Linked DNA regions of Homo sapiens: region 2 is linked to region 1. A link is an interaction called in ENCODE POLR2A ChIA-PET data of the cell type or tissue named here. Cell type or tissue: A673. All regions are shown on one strand. Each heading gives the region's core, and the rest is flanking DNA. Links, peaks and the distances in the headings are about the cores only.

The links. Peaks named below come from ENCODE experiments on the same cell type or tissue, not always from the same donor. Only the 100,000 strongest peaks of a DNase experiment are listed, where the experiment ranks them.
Region 2: POLR2A ChIA-PET joins it to region 1 with 7 read pairs; 2 of 35 experiments call an interaction of 5 or more read pairs at or near these places.

Annotation. Positions count from the first base shown.
Region 1 is chr6:15,101,674-15,107,933 of GRCh38, forward strand. It overlaps the pseudogene RPL6P17. Among named protein-coding and RNA genes, the nearest start is that of JARID2-DT, 140 kb to the right of the region's middle. RefSeq lists a silencer at 2,994-3,196. In A673, for the core only: no CTCF peak of the experiment used is centred there; no DNase peak of the experiment used is centred there; H3K27ac peaks cover 422 bases.
Region 2 is chr6:14,794,132-14,800,391 of GRCh38, forward strand. No RefSeq gene overlaps it. Among named protein-coding and RNA genes, the nearest start is that of JARID2-DT, 450 kb to the right of the region's middle. In A673, for the core only: no CTCF peak of the experiment used is centred there; DNase peaks (open chromatin) are centred at 3,520, 4,170 and 5,010; H3K27ac peaks cover 2,939 bases.

The DNA of each region.
Region 1 (6,260 bases), core at 885-4,884:
AACTCTCCCTGACTCAGCCTCCTGACTAGCTGGGATTACAGGCGCCCGCCACCACACCCAGCTAATTTTTGTATTTAAAAGTACTTTTGTACTTAAAAGTAGAGACGGGGTTTCACCATGTTGGCCAGGCTGGTCTTGAAATCCTGACCTCAGATGATCTACCTGCCTCGGACTCTCAAAGAGCGTGAGCCACCGCGTGCGGCTTGCTTGCTTTCTCTCCTTCCTTCCTGTCTTTCTTTCTTTCTTTCTTTCTTTCTTTCTTTCTTTCTTTCTTTCTTTCTTTCCTTCCTTCCTTCCTTCCTTCCTTCCTTCCTTCCTTCCTTCCTTTCTTTATTTGTTCTCTGAGCTCAGTGGATCACACCTGTAATCCCAACACTTTGGGAGGCCAAGGCAGGTGGATCATTTGAGGTCAGAAGTTCAAGACCAGCCTGGCCAACACGGTGAGACCCTGTCTCTACTAAAAATAAAATAATTAGCTGGGCCTGGTGGCATGCGCCTGTAATCCCAGCTACTCGGGAGGCTGAGGCAGGAGAATCACTTGAACCCGGGAGGCACAGGTTGCAGTAAGCCGAGATCATGCCACTGCATTCCATTCTGGGCAACAGAGTGAGACTCTGTCTCAAAAATCATAATAATAAAAAATAAAATGTGTTTGTTCTTTAATTAGTTTCATTCCAAGAAACTCATTTTTGTTTTTTAGGGCTTTTCTTCATCCAGTCTACAGTGCTCTGGCGCAATCACAGCTCACTGCAGCCTCAACTTCCCCAGGCTCATGTGATTCTTCCATCTCAGCCTCCCAAGCAGCTGGGTCTACAGGCATGTGCTACTACCCTGGCTAATTTTTTTTTTTGAGACAAAGTCTCGCTTTGTCACCCAAGCTGGAGTGCAGTGGTGTGATCTCGGCTCACCACAACCTCCACCTCCTGGGTTTAAGCGATTCTTCTGCCTCAGCCTCCCAAGTAGCTGAGACTACAGGTGCACGCCAACATGCCTGGCTAATTTTTGTATTTTTAGTAGAGACGGGGGTTTCACTATGTTGGCCAGGCTGATCTCGAACTCCTGACCTCGTGATCCACCCGCCTTGGCCTACCGAAATACTGGGATTACAGGTGTGAGCCACTGTGCCCTTCCAATTTTTTTTTTTTTTTTGGTATTTTTTTTAGAGGTGAGGTCTCGCAATATTGCCCAGGCTGGTCTTGAACTCCTGGGTTCAAGCAATCTACCTGCCTCAGCCTCCAAAAGTGCTGGGATTACAGGTGTGAGCTACTGCATCTAGTTGTAAGAAACTTGAAACACCAATTTTAAAAGATAAACTCCATTCTCCAGGACAAACTTGGATCACAGGTAGCCCTGGAGCTGAAGAATAGCTTTTTTTTTTTTTTTTTTTTTTTGAGACAGAGTTTCCTTCTGTCACCCCAGCTGGAGTGTAGTAGCACAATCTTGGCTCACTGCAACCTCCACCTCCCAGGTTCAAGAGATTCTCATGCCTCAGCCTCCCAAGGAGTTGGGACTACAGGCACCTGCCACCACACCTGGCTGACATATATATATATATATATATATATATTTTTTTTTTTTAGTAGAGACGAGGTTTCTCTATGTTGGCCAGGCTGGTCTTGAACTCCTGCCCTTGGCCTCCCAAAGTGCTGGAATTACAGGTGTCAGCCACCATGCCTGGCCAAAATTTTTGAGTCCACAGCTTTCTTGGAGGTGGCCGGGGACCAGGGCTTGCTCTGCTCTGTAATCTCACATTTCTCTTTTTCTGTGTTGAAGATCGCACCTTCCTGGTGTCTGGGCTTCCACAGCTGCCTCTTCTTGAAGTAAGCATCAGTGAGCTATTTTGGGATTTTCACATTGCTGATATCAATTTTTGAGGAGGTGGAAACAACAAATTTCTGGTGTGCTCTTCCCAGAGGAACTCAATTGAGAATCAGAGGTTCAGTAAAAAGTAACAAGCCAGTGCCCAGTCGCTTCGGGAAAACCACTGTCTTGCCTCTGCAGTGCCCAGTGAGGATGAGCAGAGTGGTCCTGGGAGAGAGGCTGGCCCCGTTTTCTCACGTGCTGGCTGGTAGGGCTTCTGCCCTGGTTCAACAGCTCCCCAGGCTTATCATCAAGAGGACAGTACCTAGGCAATTTGCAAATTTTAACCACGCAGGTACCATCATGCTTGTCACCAGCAACTGGTTTATTAACAGTGACAAGAACAGTCCTCTTGCTTTTCAACCCTGGATTGAGCAGTTGAGTACTTCCTCTTGTACATGGTCTTTCTGGAATGCACAGCAGATTGGGAATACCTGCCAATTCCTCTGAAGAGGACAGGATTTTGTCTGCAGTGGGGCTTCCCCTTGTTGGTTTTTTTCAGCCTTGAGTCAGGTTACCCTTTTCCACCTTGCCACCTGCATCAACCTTCTTGCCTTCAGGTTTCACCTCCTTGGTATCGGGCTTCTCATCTTTTTCTTGCAAGATGGGAGAGAGAGCTAAGGTCCTGGCTTCCAGTCTATAATCAATCCAGCATATTTTTATGTACTTATTTCCCATTGTTACGCCTTCTTTTGTGAAATATCTGTCCAACTCTTCTTTAATATTTAGTCCTGAGTCCCATAGGCAAGCCCTGATCCCCGGCCACATCTAAGTCCTCATTTCAGGTCCTTTGGACCCAAGGTGAGCATTGCGGTGGGCTTCCAAAACAAATCAAGAGCTCTTACTAAAAGTAGGGTGAATGGATCTGGGTGTCCCAAAACAGTAAATGACCACCACATTGTCTTTCTCTCCCAAGCCTCCACTCTGCTCCATCTTGATCTATCAAGACCCCACCCATCCTCTCAAGGCCAAATCTAAACTCAGCCTCTTCCAAAGAATTTGTCCAAATCCCCTCCTTCCTCTTCACCACCACCATCAGAATAATTTGTTGTATTATCTCATATGACAATTCTCTCACTTTGTGTATTAGTCAGGGTTCTCCAGAGAGACAGAACCAATAGGAGGTATATATAAGGGAGCTTATATTAGGGAGAATTGGCTCACGTGATTATAAGGCAAAGTCCCCACAATAGGCCATCTGCAAGCTGGTGGGAGAGAGAGGCTGGTAGCGTGGCTCAGTCCAAGTCCAAAAGCCTCAAAACCAGAAAAGTCATCAGTGCAGCTCTCAGTGAAAGCCTGAGAGCCCTCAGGAGGCTCTCAGAGTCTGAGTCCAATGCCAAGGAGCCTGGAGTCTGATGTACAAGGTTAGGAGGAGCAGAAGCAAGTGTCCGGCACTGGAAGAGAGAAAGAGCTGGAAGAATCAACAAGCAAGCTAATCCCCCTTCTGCCTGCTTTGTTCTAGCTGCGCTGGCAGCCCATTGGATGGTGCCCCGTCCACAACATTGAGGGTGGGTCTTCCTCTCCCAATCCCCTAACTTAAATGTCAATCTCCTCTGGCAACACCTTCACAGGCACACCCAGGAACCAGCCATCTAGGCATCCCTCAATCCAATATTAATATAATACACCTAATATTAATCAGTACACTCTGCGATTTACTTCCAGGATTTGTGTTTCTGGGTCTCATTGACCCTACCACATTCTAACTTTTTAAAGATCAGAGTCAGTCTTTATTTTATTTTTTTGAGACAGAGGCTTGCCCTGTTGCCCAGGCTAGAGTGCAATGACATGATCTCGGCTCACTGCAATCTCTGCCTCCCAGGTTCAAGTGATTCTCCTGCCCCAGCCTCCCAAGTAGCTGGGATTACAGGTGCATGCCACCATGCCCTGCTAAATTTTTTCTTTTTTTTTTTGTATCTTTAGTAGAGACGGGATTTCACCGTGTTGGCCAGGCTGGTCTTAAACTCCTGACCTCTTGATCCACCCACCTTGGCCTCCCAAAGTGCTGGGATTACAGGCATGAGCCACCGTGCCTGGCCCAGAGTCAGTCTTGCAGTAACTTGGCACAGTATCATATACATAGCAAACTACACATTCCTTCATGCATTCATTCAACAAATATTTACTGAGCATCTTTTTTGCACCAAGCCTAATGCGAGAGAATGGCATGCAATGATGAACAAGATAGGCGCACCCCTGCCCTTGTGAAGCTTGTAATCATATGGAGGATATAGATAGGAAAACAGTCAATAACAGCACAAAGTGGTAAGTACTCTAATTGGAGGAGTACAGAATAATACAAGAGCATATAGGAACCACACTGAGACCTGAAAGATGAAGAGCCAAGTGAAGACTTCATAAAATTGTATTAAATATAAATGATTTAAATTAAAAATTACCAAATATACAAGGAATGGTGAACATAACCCATCAAGCAAAAACAGGGAGGAATTAAAGGTAACTCTTGCCCATTTTAGAGATACGCATCATTTGATTTGCCTCAGATGTGCTTAGGAATTTTTTTTTTTTTTCGAGATGGAGTCTCGCTCTGTCACCCAGGCTGGAGTGCAGTGGTGTGATCTAGGCTTACTGCAACCTCCACCTCCCAGATTCAAGTGATTCTCCTGCCTCAGCCTTCCAAGTGGCTGGGACTCAGGCACCTGCCACTACACCCAGCTAATTTTTGTATTTTTAGTAGAGACAGAGTTTCACCATATTTGCCAGGCTGGTCTTGAACTCCTGACTTCAAGTGATCCTCCCATCTCAGCCTCCCAAAGTGCTGGGATTACAGGTGTGAGCCACCACACCCAACCAGACTTTTTTTTAAAAGCAGGAGGGAGATGTTTTGGAAGGTAAAAAGCCACAGGCTCCCACCAGGAGCAAGAACCAGTGAGTGAGGCTTCCAGATGAGGCTGTACGAGCATTTTGGTGGCATGCAAAATGTAGGGATTCAGGAGGAGGAGGGAGGATGGAAGGAAAAAGTTGAAAAAGCAGTTACGAATTGTGAAGAGAAATGATAGTGTTTATTTCTAAATGACAACTCTTTATCTTCTTACCCCAGGCCTATTTGTTGACAAGCCATTCTGTCAAAATCTGTTGGTCAAGGAAAGGGAGACCCACGTACATGTGGCACATTAGGCCTTGATCTTGTCTCTGTTGGAATTCAAAGGCTCTCCCGTAAGCAATCAGCTTCCTAATGGGCACAAGGCACCTCTGGGAATGGGAATTTGACCAGGTTTGTCAAAACCGCCAGACAGAAGCAGAGTCTTTCTCATTTTCCTGTTTCTATCACAGGAGAGGAGCAACTCCAGGGGCCATGCCAGTCCTTCAAGGACAAGAGCTAAAACTACCGTGAAAGCTGCTTACACATTAGCAGGGCACACACATAAATCCATCACATCTATTTTTTAAATCTGGATGAATAAAACAGATACAGGCCGGGCACACAGTATATCTTGGAGCTGTGGAAACAGCTTATGGAGTAACTCAATAGAGTGAAGGATTCTCACTCTCCCTCTCTCTCTCTTTCGAATCCCTATCGCCAAGCAGCAGTGAATTAAAATTGCCTGAGAAATCAAGCAGGTGGTAATCGCTTCTCTGTCAGATAAGTTATCCGAGGACAGACTTTTTTCTGAGGCGGTTACGCTGTCTTCCTCAGCTCCATGATGCAGAAACCCATAGAGATTAAAATCAGCTGCATCGTGGATACAGTTACACCCTAAAAAGAAAAGGCGTGGATGACTAGGGGAATGCCCAGAGAGCCCTGGGGTGGAGAGAGGCCGGGGAGGGTCACAGGGGCTCCCTTGAACCCAAGGCCACAGTGATGAAGACTTGGTCATGTGCCTTTAGCTTCATGGGGAGAACTGTGACAGCCAGAAGCCAGAACATGAGTTTTGCTGGCCTCTCCTCTGACTCCTGTTTAGTACTAAAGCAGGGAGGAGTTGGGGTGGGGAACTGGGGAGAGGAGGTGGAGGAAAAGTCCAGACCAGTCATCACACGATCAGCAGAACGAGTCCTTATGGGTTTGACAAATGTGGGAAGATTAGAAAAGATCTTGGGCTAAAAACAAAAACAAATGTCTTCCCATTTTCTTTACAAAACTCCCAGCCCCTCTCACCACACACTTATATACCCCAACCCCAACTAATCTGTCTTGAAGATAAACATGCTTTTTCTAAACTCTAAAACCTGTCTTCCATTAATGCTAGTCTGGAGAGTGAAGCTTTCCCTGCTGACTGATTACAGAAAATTGCTTATTTAAAGAAACCTGGACTCTCTCTTGCAGACAATGGCTTCCATTCCGGACATCATTTCAGAGACTTCCGCACAAACAAGAGAGACTAGCAAGCACCTTGAGATAATCCAGGTATAAGGGGAAGAGTACAGAGCTGGTTCACACA
Region 2 (6,260 bases), core at 1,166-5,165, 310 kb before region 1:
TTATTTTATTGTAGGAATATAGTATATAATACACATAACATACTAAGTATGTGTTAATTGACTGTTTATGTTGTTGGTGAGGCTTCTGGTCAACAGTAGGCTGTTAGTAATTAAGTTTCAGGGGAATTGAAAGTTCCACACAGGCTGGGCGCAGTGGTTCATGCCTGTAATCCTAGCACATTGGGAGGCTGAGGCGAGAGGACCACTTGAGCTCAGGAGTTAGAGACCAGCCAGGGCAACATGGCAGAAACCTCATCTCCACTAAAGGTATTTTTAAAATTAGCCGAATGTGGTAGTGCATACCTGTAGTCCCAGCTACTCGAGAGGCTGAGGCAAGAGAATCATCTGAGCCGGGTGGGGCATGGGGGGTGGTCGAGGTTGCAATGAGCTGTGATCACACTACTGCTCTCCAACCTGGGTGATAGAGCAAGCCCTTGTTAAAAAAAAAACAAAAAGTTCCTATGCAGATTTTTCTCTCCATAGGGGTGGGAGTCAGTGCTCCTAACTCCCACACTGTTCAAGGGTCTAATGGCATATTAAAACCATACCAGGGATAACCCTAAAAAAGGACAAAGGAGACAAAGGCCACAATCCCAAGGGCACAGCCCTGAAAAGGCAGTAGGCCAGGAGTCGCTGCACAGCCCAGAGCACCACTCGCACAGTGTCCAGGATCTTTGCCCACAGGGACGTCCGCATGGAAGACATGGGAAATGAGGTTCTTCTGACAGCTCGGCCGCTGACCACCTGTGGTCTTGGAAAATCACTTTAATTCTTGGGCTTCCCTTGTCTCATCTTTAAAAGCGAGGAGGGTGGACTATAAAATGAACCCTAAAGCCCCTTAAGATTTGACCTTCTACATACCTGCTCTGGATGGAGATAGTGGAGATGAGCTGCATGTATTGGTAAAAGACAGTAGGAAATGTGCTTTGGGAGCCTTGGGCTGATAGTCCGCCTGCTCCTTAGTGATGTGTTATCACAAGTACTTTGCTTTTTCAAAAAGTAGGGCCAGGTGTGATGGCTCACACCTGTAACTCCAGCACTTTGGGAGGCCAGAGGCAGGCAGATCACTTGAGTCCAGGAGTTTGAGACCAGCCTGGGCAACATGGCAAGATCAAGTCTCTACAAAAAAATACAAAAATTAGCCAAGAGTGGTGGCCCATACCTGTGGTCCCAGCTACTAGGGAGGCTGAGGTGAGTGAGACCCCGTCTCAAAAAAAAAAAAAAAAAAAAGAAAGAAGAGAAAAAGAAATAGGCACACATGTGTCAAGCCATAAGCAGGGTAAGCTCAGAGCCAGAGGGTATTTGTCCTTGAACTAGGATGGGAGACAGAACAAAACAGAACCCGGTGCTGGCCATCTAAGAGCAGAGAGCAGAGCAGTGAGAAATGAGGTCACCCTCACTGGCCTCTGCACAACTCTCAGTTGGTTCCTCCTGGGGTTGGCTTTCAGATTATTGTTTGGTTTTCTCCGAACCAGGAGCATATGGTTTTGCCTCACCAAGAAGGTCAGAAACTAAATACCCGGACTGTGACTAGCCTGGTCCTTGCCTGAGGAACTAAGCCTGTCACCGTATCTCTCTCCAGATTCCTCCAACCTCTACGTTTGACCAACTGGACTTGTGCCACAAGCAGGAACGGACCTCACATCCCATCCTGTTGCTAGTGTTCTTCCCTCCCTCCCCCATTTTGCAATTCAGAACACAGCGGGTCTTCATTGGCAGTCTGTCAGTGGGTATTAAAGGTCCCAACGGTTTAAAGTGTACTCTGCGGCATTCAACAGAAGTAGGACTGGATTGACGTCCAGATGCTAAAAGGAGAACGATTCCTTCATTTAGCATCCCATGAAAACCACAGTCCTATGTTTACAATAACTAGAACATCTATAGCAAGTAACAATTTCTTTCTATCATTGTCTGTTGTCATCAGAACAGACCAATTTATAAGATCACAGAGCTAATTTTGTTTTATTTTACTTAATGGGTCTGCTCTTTGCAAACCAACTGAGTATTCTATAAAATAATAAATGGTACCATAGTGGCAGGAAGAGTTCTCTTCCAGCTCCCAAAGCACAGCTTTCTACCTGGCAGGATATGGATCACTGGTTTTCAGTCCATATTACTTCCTAGAAGGTGTGGGCTGCAAAGGAGTTATGCTTTATGTATTCCAGTGTTTGAAACACAGCTCTTTTAGCCCACAGAAGAGTACTCTGTATTGAGACACTCCTCTGGCAGGGTCTTCACATCTTCGCAGACCAACCTTGTGAGGTAGAAATCTAGCAATGGACTTTCCATTTGACAGAGGAAGAAACTGACAGAGAGAAGAGAGGAGCTGTTTGTCCAGGCCATGTTTGTCCGGAAACACATGCCTGGCTTTCAGACTCGTTTTGCTCCATATCACCAGCTCTGGGTGTCAGCGGTAAAAGCTGTCTAAAGCAAAGGCCCTTGATAGTCAACATGGATCTCCTTCCATCTTGGAAATATTTTTGGCATCCTGGTAGATAACCTAATAATGCCCTTGGCAGCTCCTCCAAGCAAGTTAACTTTGGTAACATGTTAACCAATGTTATAACCTTGCCATCTAGATAGAAGATTTCCACAAGTTAGCCTCTCTTCAAGGGAGAAAGAAGAAGTCATAAACGGGTACAATTGTCCAAAAATTCCCCCTGGCATTTTCACCATCACTGGGCAGAGATTGTTCTTCCCAATTATAAAATGTACTTTAATCCCAAAACAATTGCCTAAGTCTTATGCCTTGGGAAAGAAAATGAACCATGACGACATCTCTAAAGACAATTCCAAATGTTTTAGAGAACTGTTATATCGAAAGGAGCATGGGAACAGATTTTCATAGTCCCTGTCCAACCATCGCAATTATTTTTTAGTTTCATACCCTGAATAGTTGATCTTCAAAATGCCCAAGTTGATACCAGGCCATTCAAAGCTGTTTAAAAGTAAGCTGACACTTGAGGAATAACAGTCACAGTCATAATACAATCTAACATCTCTACAATGCTTGAGAGTTGACCGTGTATCTTTCCATTTATCATATTTAATCCCCACAACTTCTCTAAATTGGCCTCTCTTATCCTCATTTTGTAAATTAACAAGTGTGGCCAAAAATGGCCAGAAATGGTGTTCCTGTCCCAGTTTTCTAAATTGAAATCTAAAAGCTTCTTTCATGATACCAAAAATAAATCTCAGCCATGCCAATTCTATTTACAACATATATTGGGGAATCTTAAATCAAAAAAAAAAAAAAAAAGAATAACTTTACATTGCCATAATTGTGTATGGACTGATCTTGAAAATGGGTAAAACATTATCATACAAATCAACAGGATTAAGTACTGAACACCATTATTTGGCAGCTGAGCTTTGAGACCTTGCACAATGCTGTGCCCATCTTAGAATGTTTTCCCAAAAACCAACCAAAATTACTCCAGTTCTCTGGGGCAGAAATCTTTTGGCTCTCCCATGGCTTGCCTGTGTATTTCAGGAGATTTCATCATCTCATCTCATCTCAGTCTCTCATATGCCCCCAGGGGAGGAGACTTCAAATTCTGGGTAGAGTTCTACACTGTCAACATCTATAGGGTGCAGGTGATTTGTAAAACAGTGTTCAGCAGCCACAGTCTATTCCCTGAAACTTCCTTGCAAAAGAACAAATCACCCCCTCACTGACTACCAAGTGAATGCAATTTAGGGCTGCATGTTATGGGCCTAGGGGAAAAGGCCAGGTATAGACTTGACCTGGAGAGAACAAAGATAAAGATGTTTGGGCAGCAATTGATGTTAATTGTTTGTCTCCTCAATTAGAATTTTAATCTTTCTTCACTGGTTGTTTTTCCCAACTCTTAAGACAGTATCTGGCAAATAATCAGGATTAAATGAATGTGTGTTAGAAGGGAAGGAAAGAAGAGAAGCATAGAGAGACAAAGGCTAGGGAAAAAAAGGAAGAGAGGGTATGGATGGAAGGAAGGAAGAAAGGAAGGAAGGAGAGGAGGAAGGGAGGAAAAAAGGAGGGGAGGGAGGGCAGGAGAGAGGGAGAGGGGAAAAAGGGAGGGAAGGGTTGGGGGAGGGAGGAAGGGAGGGACAGGGCTTATTTTTCTAAGGCTGCCTCCAGGAAAACAGAGCAGGGATAAGTAGGTTCAAGTTGGTAAGCTTTTAAATCTTCTTATCACAATGTCTTGCTTCCCCACCTCCCTCCCCCTGTAGAGTCAGCACATCCAGCCTAGAAGCAAGACTCTCCTCCTACATTACAAACAAGAGTGTCTGCCTAGGAGGGAATGTCTTCATCATAGAAAAAAATGCACCCTTTCCCACTGTGTCTAAATTCCTCCAGGTTTCCTCCCTTGGCCCCAGGAGCCCAAACAGCCTTGGACCTGCATCCCTGAGGGAGGTCTTCCAGCCTCACTGGGAGTCCAGCCTTTCTGTCCAGCCCATTAGCTGCACCATGGAGCCCAAGTGTGGCTCATCTTTCTAGCCTTGGCTTTGCTCGTGCTCCACAAACAAATGGATGGGTCAGCCCAGAATATCCAGCCTGTTTCCTGCAGAAGCCATGTTTTCTCTCATATCCCAAACCTTCGTCAGGTGGGTTCTGTTTCCAGTTTATAATGGGCCCCCTCCCCAACATTCTCAGCCTCCTCACACAGCTTCTAAAGGGCTAGGGGTATCATGTTCTCCAGCTCCGCAGACACCTGTTGCTTGCCCTCAGCTCCTGACTCCCCAGTTCGCAGGGTCAGTACCACTTAAAGATGTATTCAGTGCAGAGAGAAGGGAATTTCTCCTGTGCTGTTAGTTGCCTCAGCTTTGTCCCCAGCTCCTCTGGCTGGTTTGGTTACTGCCCTGTGTTTAGATCAGAGCTAAAATTTGGGGGTTTTTTAGCTACTTCTGAAGGACTGCTCCCAGGCTGTGAGTATTGATGGGTAACCACAGGGAATGCCTTCAGAGGTTCTTCCACTTACTTACAAGGACTATGCTAATCCCTTTTTTTAGGAATTGGGGAGTGAGGGAAGGAAGGAAGGAAGGAAGGAAGGAGGGAGGACATTAGCATTACAAGGACAATGCTACTCCCTTTTTTAACATTACAAGAACAATGACCTCACAAGAACAATGCTAAGCCCTTGTTCTTAGGAAGGAGGGAGGGAAGGAAGGCAGGAAGGCAGGAAGACAGGAAGGAAGGGAGGGAGGGAGGAAAGAAGGGAAGGAAGGAAGGAAGAGAGGGAGGGAGGGAGGAAGGAAGTTGGCTTCACTAAGCAACTTTTACAAACTAGACCCAGCCCAAAGTGCTTTACCTGTAACACCTCTTTTATTCTCAGGATCAATTCTGTAATGAGGTGCATATTATCATCCATATTTTACAGAAGAGAAAACTGAGGTTCAGAGCAGTTAAGTAAAGTGATCATGATCACACAGCTAATAAATGGTCGAGGTGGTACCCCAAACCATAGACGTCTGATCCTTTGGACAGTTCTAGATTTTCCTCCCACTACCTCCTCCTCCTGGATTGCTGTCTTAATCCCTATACTATGGTATCTACCTTTCTGGGAAATCTAAGAATTTATTAACGAGTGTACTTTTTCTGCCTCTATTGGCTTTATGGAGAAGGAGTATCTTTTATGTAAAAATGAAATATAAATGTTTGTCTCATAAAAATAAAAAACTCCACTTTTTCATGAAATCACAGAAATTGTCAATGAGAGCTGTCTTGTCAAAGTAAACAAAACTACTACACCCACAGAGAGTAAAACAGAAAAGCTGGCTCTACTCAAGATTTATTTTGCAACTGATTCAGATTAAGGGGAGGCTCTTAGGGAATTTTACTTTAGGAACTATATCAGAGGCTGTAATACCCATTCTCCCCATCTCTAACAATGGAACTCCCACATTGTACTTGGGCACAGCCCTTCAGATGAAGACTACATTTCCCAGGCTCCCTTGCAGCTTGGTGTGGCCATGTGATCAAGTTATAGCCAATGAGATGTGAGCAGAAGGATAAATACCACTTCTAGGTCACAGCCCTGGGAAACAACACAAACCCATGGTTCTGGCTTTTTTCCTCCTTCCTGCTGGCTGCAGCTGTAGCTGCTTCCTTGGACCCAGCCCCAGCCTGCTGACCTCTGCACACTGTTACATAAGAGAAAAGGAAACTTCAATCCTATTTACATCACTATAATTCAAGATCTTTCTTTTTTTAATACCTTATCTTTAAGGAAAAGATAAGCCTGTGCCCTAACAAATACAGGGGCTCAGGACTTCCACCT